Regions from separate parts of the Homo sapiens genome. Here region 1 is linked to region 2. A link is a loop called in an ENCODE intact Hi-C map of the cell type or tissue named here. Cell type or tissue: ascending aorta. All regions are shown on one strand. Each heading gives the region's core, and the rest is flanking DNA. Links, peaks and the distances in the headings are about the cores only.

The links. Hi-C counts contacts between places; a loop is a spot of excess contacts. Peaks named below come from ENCODE experiments on the same cell type or tissue, not always from the same donor. Only the 100,000 strongest peaks of a DNase experiment are listed, where the experiment ranks them.
Region 1: it touches region 2 in a loop (2.6-fold over the local background); 27 of 110 quality-filtered maps call a loop at or near these places.

What each region holds. Positions count from the first base shown.
Region 1 is chr13:30,439,023-30,450,827 of GRCh38, forward strand. LOC107984577 (a long non-coding RNA gene) reads left to right here and starts at 6,723. Exons shown (of 2, transcript XR_001749803.2): 1 at 6,723-7,274; 2 at 8,343-9,951. RefSeq lists a silencer at 5,952-6,143 and enhancers at 6,610-7,495, 6,905-7,084. In ascending aorta, for the core only: a CTCF peak has its summit at 6,919 (motif pointing left); a DNase peak (open chromatin) is centred at 6,869; H3K4me3 peaks cover 1,415 bases; H3K27ac peaks cover 1,624 bases.
Region 2 is chr13:30,389,930-30,401,734 of GRCh38, forward strand. No RefSeq gene overlaps it. Among named protein-coding and RNA genes, the nearest start is that of LINC00426, 22 kb to the left of the region's middle. In ascending aorta, for the core only: no CTCF peak of the experiment used is centred there; DNase peaks (open chromatin) are centred at 5,410 and 5,712; H3K4me3 peaks cover 2,045 bases; H3K27ac peaks cover 1,309 bases.

The DNA.
Region 1 (11,805 bases), core at 2,210-10,209, 49 kb after region 2:
GGTGTATGGAAATAAAAGAACTGGTTGAAAAGAACAATTTTTCAAATGAATGTGTCTAATGTCTCCCAACAGATAAGGAAGGGAATAGAAATTTGTGAAGAGGATCACACACCATCACTTTTACACACTCACTATGTGATTTCGCAGTAGAATTAGAAAAGTCAAATTTCATAGTCCAAATGTAGAAAATAGTAGGAATTAGGGCTGGGTGTGGTGGCTCACACCTGTAATACCAGCAATTTGGAAGGCCAAGGTGGGCGGATTGCTTGAGTCTGGGAGTTAGAGACCAGGCTGGGCAACATGGTGAAACCCTGTCTCTACAAAAAATATATAAAGTAGCTAGGTGTGGTGGCTGGCACCTGTAGTCCCAGCTACTTGGGAGGCTGAGACAGGAGAATCGCTTGAGCCTGGGAGGTCAAGCCTGCAGTGGGTGGTAATGGTGCCACTGCACTCCAGCTTGGGTGATAAAGTGAGACCCTGTCTCAAAAAAAAAAGAAAAGAAAATAGTAGGAATGGCTAATTGATGAATAGGTTAGTTCAAAAGAGAGCTCCTAACTGCCCACTGGCCGTACCCCAATTAAAGTAACTTCCAGAAATAATTCTTCTTCAAAAATACATTATCTATGCAAAGGATTCTTTATTAATAACATACATCAGGGTTTGGCAAACTATCTGTGGGCCAAATCCAGCCCGCCTCCAGTTTGGGTAACTGTAAGTTGCTTAGAGTACAGCCAGGCTCGCTCTTTTTGGATTGCCGATGGCTGCTTCCAACTACTATGGTGGAGCTGAGCAGTTGTGATAGAGACCCTACAACTCACAACACTGAAGACCTAAGTTGCAGACTGAAAATGAACCTTACAGGAAAGGTTTGCTGACCCTTGACCTACATGATCTAAGGATATAGTGCGTAATTTGTCTGGAAGTGCCATTAACTTGCTTTCTCCAGTGGGAATGTAGCATGGTTGGGTACATTAATCCTGAAATAAGTGAGAGATCCAGACCTCCTGTGTGTCCTTCCCATCAGACACTGACCTAGGGCCTGGAATCTCCCTAGCTTGCTAAGGAAGCAGTGACCTCTGGTTACCAAGTAGAGGGATCAAGTCCTCCTGGCTTTCCAGGACTGTCATGGTTTAAAAACAAAGTCTCACCTTCCGGGAAATCCCTCAGTCCTAGGCAAACCAGGATGGTTGGTCACCCTGAGATATAATGGATAGATCATAGGGCCCAGGGCAGACTAACTTGAGCTCAAATCCCACTTTTGTGACTTCACACCATGCAACCTTGGGCAAATTACTTTACCTCCCTGAACCTCAGTTATCCTGTCTATGAATTGGGACTGAATCTATTTGAGGAGTTGTAAGGATTAAAGGAGATTATGGGCCAGGCACAGTCGCTCATGTCTCTAATCCCAACACTTTGGGAGGCCAAGGTGGGAGGATCAGATCACTTGAGGCCAGGAGTTCAAGACCAGCCTGAGCAATATGGCAAGACCTTGTCTCTACAAAGAAAGGAAGAAAGGAAGAAAGAAAGAAAAAGAAAGAAAGAAAGAAAGAAAGAAAGAAAGAAAGAAAGAAAGAAAGAAAGAAAGGAAGGAAGGAAGGAAGGAAGGAAGGAAGGAAGAAAATTATGCACTGAAAGAGCTTACTTGCACATAATAGACATTGACTAAATACTAGTTCCCTTTCTACCTTTTTGACCACCATTAGCTAAAGTTTTAAAAAACTCAATCTTTAGCCAAAACTCCTTTTTTCATAAAAGGAGAAAATTAGGCCAGGCATGGTGGCTCACGCCTGTAATCCCAGCACTTTGGGAGGCCGAGGTGGGCAAATCACTTGAGGTAAGGAGTTCGAGACCAGCCTAACCAACATGGTGAAACCCCATCTCTACTAAAAATACAAAAAAATTAGCCAGGCATGGTGGCGCACACCTGTAGTCCCAGCTGGAGGCTGAGACACAAGGATCTCTTGAACTGGGAGGCGGAGCTTGCAGTGAGCCGAGATCACACCACTGCACTGCAGTCTGGATGACAGAGAAAGACTGTCTCAAAAAAAAAAAAAGAGGAAATTAAAATAACTTTTGTATGCTCCCCATGTTCTAGTGATGTCATTTTTTTGCCCCTTATAAATACATACCTAATAAACAAATAACTTATTCTGCAGTGGAGAAAATAAACCATACACATATAATTGCCCGATTACTGTTTTATATTTTAGAGTCTGGAGACAAGTGGTTGCTTCTGTTTTGTCCAACTATGGATACATCGCAGAAAGGTTTGCTCTGCTCAACTAGTTAAAGTGGCACCTGATGCCCCAGGTCCGTGGCCAGATGCAGAACTCTGGGCAACAAGGGCCAGGGCCTTTTTCTAATCTAGCATTTCATGCCTCTAACGGAAAATGTTGGCAGGAAGTTGATAGAGCCTGAGAGTGCTACCTCACTTGTGATTCATCTGATGGATCAGTGTGACCTGAAGCACTAAGTTAACCAACAGGCTCATTAATTTTTAAAAGAGGTGGTTAGTAATAAACCAATAGTGCTGTACAAATCCAATAGCAGCCTACACACCTTCAAAAGTCCCCAGAATGAGATCAAAGGACAAGGCAGCATCAGTTTCATTCCAACAATAGCATTTTGATTTAACATCCACTTTGTTGGCAAATGTGCAGGAATAAAATAATGCGTATTCCTATAGTAATTTATATTCTAAATTACACTGAAAAGCCTAGGTGGTCCCCAACAAATTCAATTTCCTTTAGACTGTAGCTATATTAGTTTGAAGAATCAAGTTTGTACTGGATGAACTGATCAAATAAATCTAAAACTATCAGCATGTTAATGGAATATCCATTACCTAAGGCCAGGCGTGGTGGCTCACACCTGTAATCCCAGCACTTTGGGAGGCTGAGGTGGGCGGATCACGAGGTCAGGAGACCAGCCTGGCCAACATGGTGAAACCCCATCTCTACTAAAAATACAAAAATTAGCCAGGCGTGGTGGTGCGTGTCTGTAATCCCAGCTACTCAGGAAGCTAAGGCAGTGAGAATCACTTGAACCTGGGAGGCAGAGGTTGCAGTAAGCTGAGATCGCGCCATTGCACTCCAGCCTGGGCAATAGAGAGAGACTCCATCTCAAAAATGAAAATAAAAATAAAAATAAAATAAATAATGCATACCTAATGTATCATAATGGTTCAAAATACCTACAATCATAGCTGGTTCCCAATGAATTTAATTTACTTGAGCTTGTGGCCATATGATTTTAAGGAATCAAACTTTTTGCTTAATTTATTAGTCAAATCAGCCAAAACTTATAAATTCAGTGAAAAAAATAGTTGTTTGGCTAATTTGAGTGGTTAATGCAGTAAAGTGAGTCAAATTATTAGCTCAAAATACATACTGCCTTAATTTGATCTAAACTATAAACATCTGCTTTGCCTTTTTGGTTAGGGTGACACCAAAAAGCATTAGTTTCCAAACTTGGCTGAGCATTAAGAATCCCCAGGAATGCTTTTAAAACTTCCAAAGCCCAAGCCACACCCAGACCAAGTCAATCAGAATCCATTGGGTGAACCCAGGCATCAATCCCCTGGATGATTCCAATGTTCAGAATTCAAGAAATTCCTTGAGATCAGGAATTCAAGACCAGCCTGGGCAACATGGCGAGATCCCATCTCAAAAAAAAAAAAAAAAAAAAAAAGAAAAAGAAAAGAAAGCAATAGCTAACGATTTATTAAGCTGTCACCAAATGCCAAGCATAATGGCAGGCATTTTCCATGGATTATTTTATTAAATTCTCACACATACCAGTGAAACCTTATAAAGTCAGTAGGATTGTTGTGCCCATTTGACAAATGGAGAAATTGAGGCACAGGAGGCTGGGTACTTGCCCAAGGATACCCATACTAGCAAGTGGTCAAGTGAGAGTCGTCACAAATGCAGTGACTCCAAAGCTTTAACTTGAATTATTTTTTAAAACCAGTGACTTAAAACTCAGTGCTTCTTTAGGTCTTTGTACTTCCTTATCTTATGTCTTGAGGGCATTGGTTTGTATCACTTTTCTTTGTTTCTTGGTTTTCTTTGTTTCTGGACGCCAAGGCCTCTCCAAATAGCACGCGAAAGCAATTTCTCATGCCCCTGGGAGAGAGGTAGGCGTGGCTTTATGGATGTGATAGGCAGAGGACTTAATATTCTGCATTAACATCTCCTTCTCTCTCAAGGGAATTTCTAGCAGACTTAAAGCACTGTAGGCAACAGAAAGGAAACCTGAAATGCAACATCCACCTGGAAGACACATACATATTTGCTGAAGCGTGTTTCAAATTTAACTGAAAAAGAAGAAGAATATAATTGTGCTTCTCATTCACTGCAAATCTTGTGATTTCATAGTCTTCAGTGTTGACCTGTCAACCTGTATGGGTTGTTTGTTTAAAAAGGTTGTATTTTTATTTTATTTTATTTTTTTAGGCAGACCACTTAAGTATCATGTGTTACTGAATACCAGCTGAATTATTTTGTTGTTGTTGTTTTGACAGTCTTGCTCTGTTGCCCAGGCTGGAGTGCAGTGGCCTGATCATAGCTCACTGCAACCTCGAACTTCTGAGCTCAAACGATCCTCCAACCTCAGCCTCCTGAGTAGCTGGGACTACAGGCGTGCACCATCATGCCCAGCTATTTTTCAAAAAAATTTTTGTAGAGATGGAGATCTGACTTTGTTGCCCAGGCTGGTCTCAAACTCCTAGCCTCAAGCAATCCTCCCACCTCAGCCTCCCAAGGTTCTGGGATGATAGGTGTGAACCATTGCATCTGGCCCACCAGCTAAATTCTTAACATTTAAACTATAAACATTACAATTTTTTGTTGCAGAACAAAAATGAAAAGAAGAAAGATGAAAATACACTACAATGTCACGGTCATTTGCACCAGTTTCCTGTGTACAGCTCTGCTGCTCTACGCTCATTTCTCAATCAGGTTTTGTCTCTCTTTTTTGCATTAAAAGCTGAGAGAGGAGCTAAAACTGCCCTGAGAAGCTCCCCCGGGACCCTGCCTGATCATCAGGGGAATGGGGCCTACCTCAGCAGTCTACTTTCTTCATTCAGCCCTATAGCCTCAGGAGAGAAGTTTGTCTCGCTCAGAGGAAGCAGTGGCCGCTCTGTCCCATACCCTGTCAGGCCATTTCCCATAGGAGACTGGACCTAGGGTGTGTGCTCAGGGTCCCAGTTTCTGCGGCGTTGAGCGGGTCCGGTACTCCTTTCCACACCAGGCTGAACCCCAAGGAAGCGAATCCATGTCCTCGTGGAAGAATAGGCCCCAAAGTGCCAAGCATCAGCCCCGTCAGTGCTGCCTGGAGAGCCGCCTGTGTCCTGCAGAACTTACACCCATGCAAGAGTGCACCCACTCAGCAAATGCGGGACACCGTCAGGAAGAACAAGACATCCTTGCTTCAGCTTCCCTCCTGTCACCTTTCCACTTCCCTTTGGGGAAGGTGTGCCTGGGTTTGCACACGGACTGGGGCCCCATCCCTGTTCCCCGCTGTGTGTGGCAGGGCAAGGGAATGCATTTTTAAATACCTTTCAGGCTAGGATTCCTTTTTTTTTTTTGATGGCATACTCTAACTCCAACATTTCTTCTGTAAGTATCACCAGTTATTTTACTAAAATCTAGATTTCCCAATCCAAGTGTTAGGAAGGTACTATGCTGCTGCTGCTTTGGGGCTTTCTGTCTGGCAACATCTATAAACAGTGCAATAGTGACTGTAGTCAGTTTCACGGTCTCATGTCTGAATCTTTTTTTTTTTTTTTTTGACAGAGTCCCACTCTGTCTTAGCCTCCCAAGTAGCTGGGATTACAGGCGCCTGCCTCCACGCCCAGCTAATTTTTTATTTTTAGTAGAGAGGGGGTTTCACCATATTGGCCAGGCTGGTCTTGAACTCCTGAGCTCAAGTGATCTGCCCGCCTCGGCCTCCCAAAGTGCTGGGATTACAGGCGTGAGCCACCGCGCCCGGCCCTTTTTTTTTTTTTTTTTTGAGACAGTCTCCCTCTGTCCCCCAGGCTTGAGTGCAGTGGGGCGATATCTCGGCTCACTGCAACCTCCGCCCCACCAGTTCAAGTGATTCTCCTGTCTCAGCCTCCCGAGTAACTGGGATTACAGGTGTGCATCACCACACCCAGCTAATTTTTGTATTTTTAGTAGAGACAGAGTTTCACCTTGTTGGCCAGGCTGGTCTCGAATTCCTGACCTCAGGAGATCTGCCCACCTCGGCCTCCCAAAGTGCTGGGATTACAGGCGTGAGCCACGACACCCGGCCTAGGCTTCCTTCTTTAAAGACAAATTTCCAGTGGGGCTCTGTAAGTAATCCTCATATTTTCTCGTTGAGGAGTGTGGCCAGAGAAGGTGAGTCTTCTGCACGTAGCAGGGGGGAAATGGTCAGGAGATACTGTAAAAGCACTAAGAAAACCGGAAGGAAAAGGCCAGGCTCCAGGAGCACAGAGACTGGATGGATTCCTGCTTCCCTGTCACTCGGCTCTGTTCAGGCGGTGCAGTCACTTCCTTCACCTCAGTGTCCCTGTTTGTGCAAATGAGGTGACTATTGGTGCCGACCTACTTCCCAGGCAGTTTTGAAGAGAAGTGGCAAACGTTGAAGGGCGCACACTCTCCTTCCCCAAGCTCCCTCCCTCCCCACGTGTGCACCCAGAAGGAAATAAAAGCCGTAATTTGCACTGGCGAGTCGGCCCGCCTCGTCGAGGGTTCCGCTGAGCTGCTCACAAGGGCGTGCGGAGGCCCGCGGCCGGCCCTGGCCCCTGTGGTGGCAGCAGCTGGCTGGCTTCCCGGGCGGCTACCTCCAGCTGCAGCTGTCGGTGCTATTTGCAGCTCTCCACATCCTGAGAGCTGGACGCCGAGGACCGCTCCCTGGAGGGCGTGCGTAAAATGCAGCAGCGGAGCGGTGAGGAGATTACCGGAAAAACTGGGAGCGGAGTCAGGCTCGTTCTGGAGCAGGGAGAGGCTTGGGAAGTTGCGAAACGTTGACCTGCAGGGTCTTGAGGAACTGTCGGCCTGGGCTGTCCCCGTGGGTCATTGAACATTAATCAGCCACCAGTCCTCGACCAAGCCAACCGAAATAGAGTCAGCAGGCAGAATGACGAATACAGTTTGAAAGGGAACGAACTTACTCTTATTCTCTCCTTGGAAAGGCCTTTCCAGACTCTCGAACTCACCCCTGTCACATTACCCTGTTGTGTTATCTTTGTGGGCCTGCGCAGCACCTGAAATGATCTGTCTTAGGTATGTGTGTGCTTGTTCATTGTTTTGTCTTCTCCGTGAAAATCTAAGCTCCTAGAAACTTTGTGAGGGAGGCAATGGGTCTGTTTTGTTTACCTCTGCATCTGCAGGGCCGAGTACAATGCCCAGCTCATTTGTAAATGAGTGAAGGAGTCCCCTACTAGCAGGCTGCCTACTCATCAATCAAGTAGTTGTTGGGTTTCTCATTTTTACCTTTGGAGATGTTGTCTTCGACCTACGGGAAGGAATTGGATCTATTTGAGGGTAAAGAAATTCATCCTCCCTGGGTTTATGTATTTTCCAACCCACTGCATAGAGTCTGACAAAATATTAATGGTCTTCACTGTTTCTTTTGATGATGTCTGCCACTTGTCACTATTTAATGTAATTTCATGTCATTTAAAGAAAGTAAAATTAGGGGCTGGGCGCAGTGGCTCATGCCTGTAATCCCAGCACTTTGGGAGGCCGAGGCGGGCGGATCACCTGAGGTCAGGAGTTCGAGACCAGCCTGGCCAACATGGTGAAGCCCCGTCTCTACTAAAAATACAAAAATTAGCCAGGCATGGTGGCGGGCACCTGTAATCCCAGCTACTCGGGAGGCTGAGGCAGGAGAATCGCTTGAACCCAGGAGGCGGAGGTTGCAGTGAGCCGAGACTGCACCATTGCACTCAGCCTGGGCCACAAGAGTGAAACTCTGTCTCAAAAAGAAAAAAAGGAAAAAAAAAAAAGAAAGTAAAATTATAGGGTAACTAGAAAGTTACAATAGTGTAACAAGCATAATCATTTAGAAGATTTTCACCTGTAACGTGGTTAAGATAAGTTTGAGACTCAGTTCAATTCAACACATTTGACTTTCAGACAGATCCAATGTAGTCTGTTGTATTTAGAAAGAATTCAGACCTTTATAAGGACGATTTCATGACATTAATGAAATTTATGTGTTAATGGAACTGAAGGACTTCACTCTGAAAGCAAGTGTTCTCTAAACCTAAATATTTTAAGAAGAAAATTAGTTGAAAGTTTAAAAGCTTGTCAAAAGTGACAGTCATTTCATTTCTTTTCTTTTTTTAGAGATGGGGTCTCACTGTGTTGCCGAGGATGGAGTACAGTGGCTATTCACAGGCACAGTCATTGTGCACTACATCCTGGAACTCCTGGGCTTAAGCAATCCTTCTGCCTCAGCCTCCCAAGTAGCTGGGACTATAGACACACACCACCACACTCAGCAAAAGTGACAATTGTTTCTAATACAGACATCCACACCTGGACATACTGTGAAAATTATATTCATTGGGCATATTAGTGTCCGTTCTTTCCAAGATCTGAGTTCATAATGTTTTCTTCTGTAATTGTAATGAAATATCACCATTTCTTGCTAGCATTATACCAAATCCCTCTAGGCAACTGGGTAGCAGGCTATATGCCAACCTAGGTTTTTGGAGATGACTTGTATCTTGTTTGCTATTAGAGCCAACATGTTAGAATTTGTGATTTGTCACAGAGTAGAAGACGAGTTCACTCAAGAAGCACTTATTTATGAGCACCTACACAGGTGATAGAACAGTCAAAAGACAGGAGTTCTGGCCCTTCTGGAACTGACAATCTTACTAGAAAAATAAATGTTACCACATCACTTGAACAAAGGCACAATTATGCAATTTGAGTTGTGTTTTGACTTCCTTCCCACTACCTTGTTTTTTTGTTTTTGTTTTTTGTTTGTTTTGTTTTGTTTTTATGCTGGAGGTGTTGTGGGAGATGGAGTTTTGCTCTTGTCACCCAGGCTGGAGTGTGATGGCACGATCTCAGCTCACTGCAACCTCTGCCTCCCAGGTTCAAGTGATTCTCCTGCCCCAGCCTCCTGAGTAGCTGGGATTACAGGCATACGCCACCACGCCCGGCTAATTTTTTGTATTTTCAGTAGAGATGGGGTTTCACCATGTTAGTCAGGCTGGTCTCGAACTCCTGACCTCAGGTGATCTGCCTGCCTCAGCTTCCCAAAGTGCTGGGATTACAGGTGTGAGCCACTGCACCCGGCCCCTCCTTGCTGTCTTAATAGAAAGTGGAAAATAGAAATCTTCTGCACAAGGCCTTTGGTTTGAATGCAACATGCCTAGAGATAGGGAACTGGAATCCAACACCGTTGCCTACAGATCTTTGGAGACTAAAAGAGAAAAAATCCAGGAAAGAAAAAAAAAAAAACAAAAAACGGCTGCCATAGCTATTGGCCTCATTGGACAGGCCTGGGTGATGTGCACAGACCCTAAAGGTGGCCGGAGCTGACCAGCTTCCTATTGCACTCTTCTGGGTGGCCCAGGCACCCAGTTGCATTGGCTGTGGCCACTGAGAAAGGATTGAGTCAGGCTGAGCCATGGGCAATGACAGAGGAGAGGGGATCAGCAGAGCCTACCTGAAAGCAAAGGAGAAATGGGTCGGTCACCTCATCGCAGAATTTACAGATGAAGGGGACAAACTTGTTACCTGAGGGTTTCCTTCATGCCTTGGAGTTTCTCTGAAAGAAAAGACAGCTGAGCATTTGCCCTGTTTTTGTTTTACCATTTTTACACTTTCGAAGTCATGCCATCAAGTTTTAAGCTAGTAAGAGGACCATATACCGAATGGTACAATATCATAGTTCTTGTAGCAGCTACATTTTGATGAATAAAATTTCTTTTAAAATCTCTTTTTTAAAAATGAAGAGACTTCTTCTACCAGGCAGCAAATGTTTCTTTCCTATGTAAACTTAGCTTGCAAACATAATTTTAAACAGCTTTATCATGACTATATATCTTGCTAATTTATTATCTTTTTTTTTTCTTTCTTTCAGAGTCATGGTCTTGCTATATCACCCAAGCTGGAGTGCAGTGGCATGATCATAGCTCACTGCAACCTTGAACTCCTGGGCTGGAGCAAGCCTCCCAACTTGGCCTTCCAAAATGCTGAGATTGATTACAGGTGTGAGCCACCTCACTGGGCCTCTTGCTAGTTTATTGTTTAAAAATCTTCCTCAGGGCCGGGTGCAGTGGCTCATGCCTGTAATCCCAGGCCTTTGGGAGGCTGAGATGGGAGGATCACTTGATCCCAGGAGTTTGAGACCAGCCCGGGCAACATGGAGAGAGCCTGTCTCTACAAAAAATCAGCAATTAGCTGGGCGTGGTGGTGTGCACCTGTAGTCCCACTACTCAAGAGGCCGAGGAGGGAGGATCACTTGAACTCAGAGGGTTGAGGCTATAGTGAGCCATGATTGAGTCATTGCACTCCAGCCTGGGCGATAGAGTGAGACTTTGTCTCAAAAAAGAAGAATAAATAAATAAATAAATAAATAATAAAAGCCTTCCTTAGACTTTTTCCCTGGCACTTTCTGAAGTGATGGCAGATGGGTTTTATTCTGGTTCTTATAATAGCTAAAATTGGGTCACAGAAAGGAATCTAGATTAGATGACAAGATTATTATTTTCATCTGATAATTTCCATTACTCACCTAACTGCTGTCTTTCCTGGAATTAAAGAGAAAAGAAACTATGGAGGCCGGGAGCGGTGGCTCACGCCTGTAATCCCAGCACTTTGGGAGTCCGAGGTGGGTGGATTGCCTAATGTCAGGAGTTCAAGACCAGCCTGACCAACATGGTAAAATCCCGTCTCTACTAAGAATACAAAAAAAAAAAAGTAGCCGGGCGTGGTGGCGGGTGCCTGTAATCCTAGCTACTCAGGAGGCTGAGGCAGGAGAAATGCTTGAACCTGGGAGGCGGAGGTTGCAGTGAGCCAAGATCGCACCATTGCACTCCAGCCTGGGCAACAAGAGTGAAACTCCATCTCAAAAACAAACAAACAAACAAAAACTATGGAGACCCAGGTTCCAGGGCCCTTGGGTGGAGAATAAATTTTAGGAATTCCTTTGGATATCTGACAGTAGAAGCTATTCCTTGTAAGTCTGTTGCTGTGAAATCACAACATAGCTCATTTAGCAGCGGGACAGCCCATCTCTGGAAAAAAAATGGTGTGAGGGTGGAATTACGCCTTGGGAGGCCAAGGAGGGAGGATTGCTTGAGGCCAGGAATTCAAGACCAGCCTGGACAACATAGCAAGACTCTGTCTCTACAAAAAATAATTTTAAAAAAATTAGGCATGGTGGTGCATGCCTGTAGTCCTAACCTACTTGAGAGGCTGAGGTAGGAGGACTGCTTGAACCCAGGAAGTTTAGACTGTAGTGAGCCATGATTGTGCCACTGCACTCCAGCCTGGGTGACAGAGCAAGACTCTGTCTCATAAAAAAAAAAATGAATAAATAACATAGAAAAAAAGATATTCATAATAAAATAAAATGGAAATATTTTGATGATTTCTTAGTGAGATTTTAAGAATTGTTATTAATAGCCTACTAAGACCTAGAGGTAAGAACAAATTAGATTTGGCCTGAAAATGAAGATGTAGCAAAAAACAATAAAGAAAAAAATGGCATCTCTGTTTTTTGTTTTTTGTTTTTTTTTTCAGACGGAGTCTTGCTCTTTTGCCCAGGCTAGCGTACAGTGGCATGATA
Region 2 (11,805 bases), core at 2,136-10,135:
AACAACAACAACACTCTCTCATTTGTAATTGAATACATTAATAAACCCTTTCATGGGCATGATGGAGTTAAACGTGTTTGTAAAACACCTCAACACCCTGTACTAGCAAAGCAAACACACCTTAGACCAAGAGGCCTGCAGCCAAGAACCCTGATCCCAGTCCTTGGTGGTGACTGACCTTTCTCGGGAAAGCACAGCTTTGTTGACAATCATGGACGTTCTCAAGGAGATGGGCTCTGTACTTCCTATAAAAAGCAAGGAGTCCAGGTGTGGTGGCTCATGCCTGTAATCCCAGCACTTTGGGAGGCCGAGGCAGGAGGATCACTTGAGGCCAGGAGTTCCATACCAGCCTGGCCAACATGGCAAAACCCCATCTCTACTAAAAATACAAAAATTAGCTGGGTGTGGTGGTGCACACCTGTAATCCCAGCTACTTGGGAGGCTGAGAATTGCTTGAACCTGGGAGGCAGAGGTGGCAGTGAGCCAGGATCATGCCACTGCACTCCAGCCTGGGCAACAGAGCAAGACCCTGTCTCAAAAAAAAAAAAAAGCAAGGAGATTCTAAAGTTGATCTGCAGTGCACTGTCTCCAGATCAACAAACCTGGAGGCTGGCAAAGTTATCTGAAGAATTTGGGCAGAAATATATTTATCTGTATCATTAAAAAAAAAAAAACAGCCAAGTGCTGTGGCTCACGCCTGTAATCCCAGCACTTTGGGAGGCTAAGGCAGATGGATCGTTTGAACCCAGGAGTTCAAGACCAGACTGGGCAACATGGTGAAACCCCAGCTCTCCTAAAAATGCAAAAATTCAACCGGGCATGGTGATGTGCACCTGTAGTCCCAGCTACTCAGGAGTCTGAGGAGGGAAGATCACTTGAACCCGGGAAGCAGAGGTTGCAATGAGCCATGATCACGCCACTGCACTCCAGCCTGGGTGACAGAGGAAGACTGTTCCTCAAAGTAAAATAAAAATAAGAAAAATAATAAATCAAAGATTAGTTCAGAAATCTGCAAAGTAGGATACACTGGTTAAGCACTTACTATGTATCAAGTGCTTAACCAGTGTAACCTATTTTACATTGTGTAACCAATGCATGCATTGTCATTTAATTCTTTTCTTTCTTTCTTTCTTTCTTTCTTTCTTTTTTTTTTTTTTTTTGAGATGGAGTCTTGCTCTATTGCCTAGGCTTGAGTATAGCGGTGCAATCTCAGCTCACTGCAACCTCTGCCTTCCGGGATCAAGCAATTCCCCTGCCTCAGCCTCCCAAGTAGCTGAGAGTGTGTGCATGTGCCACCATGGCTGGCTAATTTTTTTGTGTTTTTAGTAGAGATAGGTTTTCGCCATGTTGGCCAGGCTGGTCTCAAACTCCTGACCTCAGGCAATCCTCCCACCTCAGCCTCCCAAAGTTCTGGGATTACAGGTGTGAGCCACTGCACCTGGCTGTAATTCTTAAAACACCTCTACTATATAGATATTAGTATTACATATTACAAATAGGGAAACTGAGGCATAGTTAAAGTAACTTGTGCAAAGTCACACGGCTAATTAGGGAGTAGGGATTCCAACCCAGTCTCTGACTACAGAACTCTCAACCACTACGTTGAAGTTTTCAGGCACCACCTGTCTCAGATTCACTCTGACCGTGGGGAAATGAGTATGCATCTACACTCAAAGGTATTGTTACCTTTTTTCCTCACAATACTGTCGTCCAAGAGAATTAGCTCTGTGTCCAGTTTACAACTCTCCCACTCTGCGTCACCTTCCTATCAGCATATCAAAAACCACGCTACCTCCCAACTCTGCTTTAAGAATCTAAAGAACTGGATGCTGATGATGGCAAAGTCTGTTGATAGATCTCAAGCAGTGGCTCTCAATCAGGAGTGATTTTGGCCCGCAGGGGACATTCGGCTATTTTTGATCATCACAACTTAGGTGGGAGTGGGGAGGGGAGCTACCTGGTAGCAGCCAGGGATGTTGCAAAACATCCTATAATGCACAGGTAGCTCTCCCACCCACCCATCAGTCTGGCCCAAAATGTCAATAGTGTTGAGGTTGAAAAACTCTGAGCTAAAAAAATCAGTAATGCTCGTTAGCCCTCGTCCACAGCCCGGCCCGGAATGAAGCATGGCTAGCATGGCGGACACCAGTCAAGAAATGGTATCAGATGGGTTAGCTCTTCTGCAAGGGGAGATGCTGATGCTTGCACTTGGGCTTCTTCCAGCCAGCTAATTAACACATCTACAGATTGCCTGAACTGACAGCCTCCTTTCCCCCAGACAAACAGCATGCTGATAAGCCTTTCCAAAATCAAAATACTGTCCTGACAAACTAAGGGAGTGATTCAGCAAGGTGAGTCTTTCTGCTGCGCGTGAGGCAAAGGCATAGGACCTAGTCTAGAGGCAGTCAATGGGGTGGCATGCCCAGAGTGAAGGGCATGCCCAGAGTGAAGTATGGCATTAGTAAGGGCAAGGGGGCATCGGCAGAGAAAGTCAGGAAAGATCATTACCATCCAATGGGGAGGAGTGGAACTTTAAAACTGGTCAGGGAATCCTGTTGGCTTCACTCGCTTATTATTTTAGCAGGCAATGAGATCATGGTCTGCAAGAACAGAGCTAAAGAGCTGGGAGCTATAACCACATACTGCTGCAAATAAAGTCAGCTCCAGTATGGAAAGGAACACAAGGCATGGGCTGCATTTGATTCACCCAAGGTTCAAGGTCAGAGTTGTGCCATGAAGGCACCAGTGGAGTTGGGGGGAGGCAGACACACCTGGTTTTGAACTCCAGCTTTGAAATACTTCCACCATGTGTAGGCAGAAAACAATTTCTCTGAGACTTCATTTCCCATCTGTAGAGCAGGAGAAATAATAAGAGTCACTATGCAGGGCTGTCCTGAGAAGCAAAGGGTGTGATACGTGTAATCCAGCGCTTGGATAGGGGGCTGTGCACAAAATTAGTCTGGAACAAGAGCCAAGTCGTCCCTCCTGCTCCCCTCCTCCCTTTCCTTGCACATGGTTTTCCCGGGTGCCTGGCTGACAGAGGAACTGTTCCTGGGGCTGAGTCCTGCGATCCCAATAGAGGCTTTTTATTAAGTAGAATTTACACTGACAACCTATTCCATACGATATGTCCAGAGAGCAAGCTCACCTTAAACAAGCATATTCAACTTTTCTAGAGCCCAGAAAATCACTTTTTGAAATACTTATTATGAACCTGGGGTCCCTAGAAGAAGATTTACCATGAAGTTAATGAAAATGAAACTTCAGGCTTCTCACTTCACCCGTCCCGCAGGGAGGCTCAAGCCAGGGCCCCAGCAGCCTATGCATATGGTCACTCACTGTTATAAACTCTGCAATGGTAAGATGTTTAGTTGCTTCAGATCACTGCCTCTTTCCACCTTGACTTCCATTTGGCCACATTTCCTCTCCTTTTGGGTGGCTTTGGAATGGCCATGGGCATTTTGGGGACCTAGCAAAAGAACCCAAGTTAGAGCTACCTTTAGTTTTGGGTTGATTATGATATACTGATACAGTCAATTTCTTTCTTTCTTTTGAGACAGGGTATCGCTCTATCACCGGACTGAAGTGCAGTGGTGTGATCAGGGCTCACTGCAGCCTAGACCTCCTGGGGGCAAGCAATCCTCCTGTCTCAGTCTCCCAAGTAGCTGGGACTATAGGCACATACCACCACACCCAATTAATTTTTGGATTTTTTTTGTAGAGACTGGGTTTGGCCATGTTGCCCAGGCTGGTCTCAAACTCCTGGGTTCAATCAATCTGCCCAACTCAGTCTCTCAAAGTGCTGGGATTACAGGTACGAGCCACTGCTCCTGGTTGATGCAGTCACTTTCGTATAGCCAAGCTACTGCTTAGAAAAGGTTTCTGGGGATATTCCTACGTTCCGACTTAGCTGGCATGGAGTCGTAAAGGCTCAGACTCAAGCATCATATCATGATATGTGCATGTCCCCAGAGCAAGGGGGGGAAACAAGATGTGAAATAGGGTCCTACAAGAGTCTGGGGCAAAGCTTTCCAATCATCAAACTTGTACAATTGTAGGTACACTTAAACGGATCACTGGTCAAGATGAAAGTTCTCACCTTTCAGGAACATAAGAGGCCATCAATGAATATCTGCCCCAAAATGTGGGATAGAAAGGATTTTAGAGATATGTTAGTCAGTTAATTATATGTTTTTCTAAATTTAGTGATACTTTAATACCTAATTTTGTATGTTTGAATTTATATTCTCTTCCTTCCAAATTACATAAGCTTCAGGACCTACGAAACCTAGATTCACCCCTTTGGCTCACATGCTCTTATTTTAGCTTTTTTTTTTTTTTTTTGAGACGGGGTCCCACTCTGTCACCCAGGCTAGAGTGCAGTGGCGCAATCTCAGCTCACTGCAACCTCTGCCACCCGGGTTTGAGCAATTATCTTGCCTCAGCCTCCCGAGTAGCTAGGATTACAGGCACACACCACCATGCCCAGATAATTTTTTTTGTATTTTTAGTAGAGATGGGGCTTCACCATGTTGGCCAGGCTGGTCTCGAACTCCTGATCTCAGCCTCCTAAAGTGCTGAGATTACAGGCGTATTTTAGCTTTTTGAAGAGGGTAGGATGGAGAAAAAGATGAAGAGGGAGAAAACCAAACTTCCTAACTAAATTTTGTGAAATAATTATATTTCAGTGACACAGTGAAATTCTTTGTATGGTTGTTCTTTCTGAAAAGAGCGAAATGAAATAGGATTGAGAATCCTGACTATACCAATAGATTTTCTTTTAAGGCTGCGTCTGTTCTGCAGTGTTTGGGTAAAGCACTTTCTGTGCATTGTGAAATAAAACACGCCTAGATTGTTAAAAAAAAAAAAAAAAGGCTGTCAATTTTCCGTTAAAGCCTTTTATCTGTACTTTACCCCTTCCCTCCAGCAGATTCTAAACTCTTCATTCACACCCACTATTGTCACTTCCACACTAAATTAAACAAACTCAGTTCGATCACTGCAGTTTTTGGAAGCACAAAGTAACACTATACAAGTTAGAGAAAGTGAAAGAACTTCTTTCTAAATTCAAACGGCTGAACAAGGAAACATTCAGGTAGGCAGAGTCCTTGCAGTTTCTGTTCTTACCACAGAAAAACTTAAAGAAGCCACATTCTGGATGTTGTTTTTCATGTTAACAAAAAGTCCAGACGGACCCCATAGCTCACAGTGCTTCTTCTCACCCCTCGCCCCTCCCCAAACTCCATCGACCCAGAAGCATTAATTTCATAAGGAAGAGAAAACTTGGCTTTCTACTAAATTCAGCTCTGAATTCAGCCCTCCATTTCCCAAGGGCTAGGACCCAGAGCCAAGTCAGCCCGCCCCTCCCTCTCGCTCCCAGACCTGAGCTGCGGATGCTGCAGCCCAGCACTCCTCCAGGTTTGGAAAAGGCGGCTACGCTGGGCAAGTTTGGAAAGTTCTGGGAGAAGAGCGAAAGGAGGGAGTGTGTGTTGGCTCTTTTCCTTTCCTTGGAAAGCACTTAACAAGAATGACACCCTACCCCCACATCAAATGCCTTCTCTTGCAGTCCTGGTTGTTTTATAAAAACTGAGTTCGTGTCTTTAATGCCAGGATTTTCTTCCTGGTAGTAAGCATTGGCTAATGATTGCCAGTCGGCTTCTGCGTCTGTGTGCCATGTGACCTGGACACGTGACTTGGAGCCGGCTGTGGTTGTTACTTGTATTTGAATAAGAAGATCAAGCTTATTATTGCAGTAAAAGCCTGTGGGACTTGTCTGTGCAACGTGATTCCCCAGGCGGGTTACACAACGCACCGTACAGCCTCGTCTTCCAGAGGCTCCAGTTGTTTCGTAAGGTAAAACAAACACGATTTTATATTTTCCAAAGTGAAAGTCCATTTTCCCCCTGGAAAGTGTCTGATGATCCTGGAAAAAGATGAAGCCTAGTTTCTCCAAACCCTGTTAGTCCCCTTGGTACAGTAAGGTAGAACTACTGCCCAGCACACAATTAGAGAAAAAAAAACAAATCCAGTCTCCTTTTCAAATAAAGATTTAGGATTGACGTTAGAGAAAAAAACATCCAGTCTCCTTTTCAAATAAAGATTTAGGATTGATGTTAGAGAAAAAAACAGATCCAGTCTCCTTTTCAAATAAAGATTTAGGATTGATGTTAGAGAAAAAAACAGATCCAGTCTCCTTTTCAAATAAAGATTTAGGATTGATGTTAGAGAAAAAAACAGATCCAGTCTCCTTTTCAAATAAAGATTTAGGATTGACGTTACCTTTTACTATTTCCCCTTCTCCCTTCCTAAAAAGTCTTCAAGATATGCTCTTATCTACCTATAAAGAATTTACACTAAAAATGACGTTTTTAAATTTAAAATTTAAATGGCACGTTCATTTTGCGATTTTTTTCCCTTAGATTTCTACAACATTAATAGTTAAATTTTTATTGTCCACATACCCTGTAAAAGAGACATCAGAAGGATTCATCTTTTTGTAGGTGAGAAGAGCTGGATGTTCCCTTCAGGTTAGGATGTATGCGTGCATATATATATGCAAATATATGCAGATTTACCCCAGGAGGGCTTTTCCACGACCAAGAAGGTGACATCTTTACCATGCATGTTTTAATACTTTCCCCACCCCAATGCTGAAGAAGCCCTGCTATAATTTGCTTTCTTCTGCCTCTAAGGGTGATGACTCAACTACAGAGGCAAGATCAGGGAGGAACAATAGCTTTGGTTATCTCTAATGAGCGATCCAATAACCATCAAACCAGTGAGTTCTCTCAGCCCAAGGCTGGCGCCTCTGTGTGGAACCGCAAAGGGCACTTTTCTTTCTTTCTTTTTTTTTTTTTTTTAACTTTTATTTTAGGTTCAGGGGTACATGTGCAGGTTTGTTACACCGGCAAACTCATGTCACAGGGGTTTGTTGTACAGATTATTTCGTCATGCAGGTACTAAGCCTAGGACCAATTAAACATTAACTCTCCATTTTCCATTCCCCTACCCGCTGGTAACCACCATTCTGCTGTTGTCTCTAGACACTCATATAACTAGAGTCACATAGTATTTGTCCTTATGTGACTGACTTATTTCACTTAACATAATGTCTTAAAGATTCATCCATGTTGAAGCATATGTCAGAATATCCTTCCTTTTTTAAGGCTGGATAATATTCCATTGTATGTATACCACATTTTATCTATTCATCCATCCATGGACACTCGGGTTGCTTCTATCTTTTGGCCATTGTGAAGGATGCTGCTGTGAACCTGGGTATACAATTATCTGCATGAGTTCCTTTCAATTATTTCCTTTCAATTCCTTTCAATAGAAGTCATGCTTTCAGTTACTTTGGATAAATATCCAAAAGTAGGATTGGTGGATATATGGTAATTCTGTTTAATTTTTTCGAGGACCCACCGTACCGCTTTCCATAGAGGCTGTGCCATTTGTTTTTTCTAGAGATGGGTCTCCCTTTGTAGCTCAGGCTGGAGTGCAGCGGTGAAATCAAAGCTCACTGTCACCTCGAACTCCTGGGCTCAAGGAATCCACCCACCTCAGCCTCTCCCCGAGTAGCTGGGGCTACAGGTGTATGCCATCATACTTGGCAAAAAAATAAAAAATAATTTGTAGAGATGGATCTCACCATCTTGCCTAGGCTGGTCTGAAACTCCTGGGCTCAAGCAATCCCACCTGAGACTCCCAAAGTGCTGGGATTATAGGCATGAGCCACCACGTCTGGCTGAGGCTGTGCCATTCTGACCCTGTTGGTGGTTCAGGTCTTTGTAAGAGGTGAGCTTGAAAAAGACATAAATTTTATTCTTTGATTTTCTAAAGACTCACTAATGCTGGACATGGTACCTTGTTTCTGCCTTAGGCTCTCCTTCTACAGAGGGAAGATGGCCGTTACTATCTCTCTCAGGAAAACAAGGAACTATGGCAAGTGTTGTTGAGATAGGCTGGGAGAAATTTAGTTCAAAATATGGTATATGGCCGGGCGTGGTGGCTCACGCCTATAATCCCAGCACTTTGGGAAGCCGAGGCAGACTGATCACCTGAGGTCAGGAGTTCGAGACCAGCCTGGCCAACATAGTGAAACACCATCTCTACTAAAAATAAAAAAATAAAAAAAAAAATAGCCGGGTGTGGTGGTGCACACCGTAGTCCCAGCTACTTGGGAGGCTGAGGCAGGAGAATCACTTGAACCCGGGAGGCGGAGGTTGCAGTGAGCTGAGATTGCACCACTGCACTCCAGCCTGGGTGACAAAGTGAGACTCCGTCTCAAAAAAAAAAAAAAATACAGTATACCCTCATCCTAAGTTTTGGGGTCAGAGACTGTGCTGTCCCTTCCTCCATCATGAACTGTGCCCCTCTTTCCAATGCATAGGTCAAGGTTAGGGATGGCCATAGGGCCACTTTTGGGGGCCTAAGTTCTGATATCTGCATTGCTCACCAGACATGTATGTCAAGGACCTTCTCTGAGACAATGCTGCTTTTATAAAATACCATCCTTAGCCAGCAGACATATCTTGCCTGCATTTCTGACTTCTGTTTCAGCTCACCATCTTCCTTTTCCTTTGGTGTGGGCTACACGTCTAGAGGGAAGAGAAGCCATTGAATGTCTGTCAAAATCCAGCCAAGATTTCACTAAGAATATGCTAGCTGTATCCTTTCTCTCAGTCTCCCCCTTCCTGACCTCCTGGCCAGCGCTGACTCAGGATAGCAGAGGCTCTGCCAATTTCAGGGCACGCTTTTGCTCTCTGTTCAGTCACAGACCCACGTTAGGCCCTGTCAAAGCAGGAGAGGCCCTACACCTCTCTCATGAGGCACATAAGCAGTATTGGCATGCTGTTCTTTGGAAGGTTCCCCACAACTGTCCCTCGGCCCTCTGGCACTTTGGACAGGCTGGCCTTTTGGGCATTACCTGCCAGAGTCTCCGGAGTGTCCTCTGAGACTGGCTATGGGGAAACAGGGAAGGGGAAGGTGCTGGCGCTCATGCTGGAATAGTGCAATGTTTTGATCAAAGTTCACAGAGTGATCACTCCAGAGTAGCTGTGCTGTGTTTTTAGTCATGCTGACAGCAGCGAAGTGGCCTCTACACAAAGCCTTCTCTTGGTGCAGGATCAGAAACAGGGCTGGAGGGGGAGAACTCCTCGGTGCCGACTTACAAGGTCCCTAAGAAACAAGATCCCACCCGTATCTCCCAACAAAGGTTCAACTCTTGTTTCTGAAGCATGTGCTGCTAAATTAATTAGTCCTTAGTGGCCAGGAGAGAAGGGCCCTTGGTCATTGTAGCCATGCGGGTAATGCCCCACTGTCCCCACTCTCCCAGCCCCATCAGAGTAATACCCTACTACCCCCACTCTCCCAGCCCCATCAGGCCCCAGGGCTTGGCCTCTTGGAGGTGACTTACCCCTCTGGAGTGAGGCTCCATGAGGGCAGGGCCCCCTCTCTCTTAATCACTCTTGCATCCCTGACACCTGCAATCGTGCCCTGCAGAGAAAACATTCAATCAATATTTGTGGAATGAGTGAATCCATCACTGCAATTTTCTGTCCTGGGCTGGAGAATGGGCTTGCCTTCTCTTTAGAAGACAGTAACTGATGGCCTCGATGGAAAAGAGACAGATTCTCTCTATGTTGCCCAGGCTGGTCTTGAACTCCTGGGCTCAAGTGATCCTCCCACATTGGTCTCCCAAAGTGTTGGGATTACAGGCATGAGCCACCACGCCTGGCCTCACCTATTAAGAAACAGATTTTGCAGTAGGTTATGGGAAATTCTAGATGGAGTATTAGCACAGGAGCTGGGCTTGATGGGATATGAAGGAAAAAGGTCCCAGGAAGCATGATAGGAGAAAATGAGACAGCAAGTTTCAGATGTTCTCTGCCTTGATTTTATGACAACATACAATAGAATAGGGCATGTTACAAGAAACCATAAAGAATATTCCAAACGTTTTTTTTCTTTTGAGACGGAGTTTTCACTCTTGTTGCCCAGGGTGGCTTACAGTGGTGTGATCTTGGCTCACTGCAACCTCCGCCTCCAGAGTTCAAGTGATTCTCCTGCCTCAGCCTCCTGAGTAGCTGGGATGACAGGTGCACACCACTACGCCCAGCTAATTTTTTTGTATTTTTAGTAGAGATGGGGTGTCACCATGTTGACCAGGCTGGTCTCAAACTCCTGATCTCAGGTGATCTGCCCACCTCAGCCTCCCAAAGTGCTGGGATTACAGGCGTGAGCCACCACGCCCGGTCAAGAATATTTCACACTTATATAAAGCATGTACTAAATAACTCTAAGTAAATAGGATCCATAACTTGTTAGCTTGAATGCAAGGTAAAAATAAAATACAAATAAATAAAACAAAATAAATAAACAGGGTATTTTGAGTTGCTAGAAAAGAAAGAAAACCCTCATTTGGAAAAACCACAGGCCTCCTTGGAAGAAGTTAAGCTGGTGGTTAGGATGGGATCAAATTGTTGTCTTTATTAACAGCTGACAGTTGCTGTGAGTAAAACTCTGATCAACCCATAAACCCAAAAGCAGATCAGATGTGGGAGAGTTCTCCTTCAGCTTTCCAGCAAACTTGTCTCCTGCTTCAACCAAGTCAGACCTGGGCTGAGCCTGCAATGAAGAGCCTCAGGTCAGAGTCCAAAAAGTCATTAGGAAAAACATATGAATGGTAAAGCCACAAATAAAGATACCACCTAACTTCTCTACCTAGTGCCTCATGTAATTGTCAGGCTACAGGAAAGAGCGCTTACTTAACTCTGCGCTTGGCACTTGACAAATGTTTATTGGCTACCATTATTATTGTCATTATTGTTATACTGATGTGCCACAGATATAGCCATTAACTTTCCAAGTCCCAAATTAGAAACCTCTGGTGTAAAATTTGTTGGGTGCAGTGGCTCATGCCTGTAATCCCAACACTTTGGGAGGCTGAGGTGGGTGGATCACAAGGTCAAGAGATGGAGACCATCCTGGTTAACATGGTGAAACCCTGTCTCTACTAAAAATACAAACATTAGCCAGGCATGGTGGCGGGCGCCTGTAGTCCTAGCTACTCAGGAGGCTGAGGCAGGAGAATCACTTGAATCCAGGAGGCGGAGGTTGCAGTGAGCCAAGATCGTGCCACAGAGCGAGACTCGGTCTCAAAAAAAAAAAAAGTGTACATATACTCAGAGAACAAGATAGGCTACTTTGATCCAAGACTATCTAGAAAATTTCAGGCTGTGTGTAGCCCTTTTCATGGGCTCACTGTTGACAACCACTCCAGCCTAGTTGTGAAACTTACCCAAGTTCGTGTATTTTTGAGGGTACACAGGGTAGTGGTTCATCCAGCAAATCTAAATCCCAGTTGTTGCATTCAATTCAATTCAAACCACACATTGAGTACCTAAATGTAAAATATTGAGCAGGGTGCTCCGAGGAATAGAAAAATGAAAAAGATGGCCCTGTCACTCAGACGCTCAAATCGTCAAGTCGTGGGGAGGCTACCAGGCACAGGTACACAAATAACTCTAATTCAAGGCAGACAGCCCCAAGTGACACACAGAAGTATAAAAAGAAAATGCACTGGGAATGTGATGGCCTGAGGGATTAATTCCTGCAGGGGACAGGGGAGGAAATGGGAAGGGCTGCCCTCATGCTGAGTGCTGGGACTGGGGGAGATCAGCTTCATGATTAGTTACTGACAGCACCTGACCTACCGGGCTTTGGGGGGCAGTTTAAAGTATTTACACTTCATTTGGGCCCAGAAAGAAAATGAGTGCTCTCCATCCAAAACTGGAGGATAAA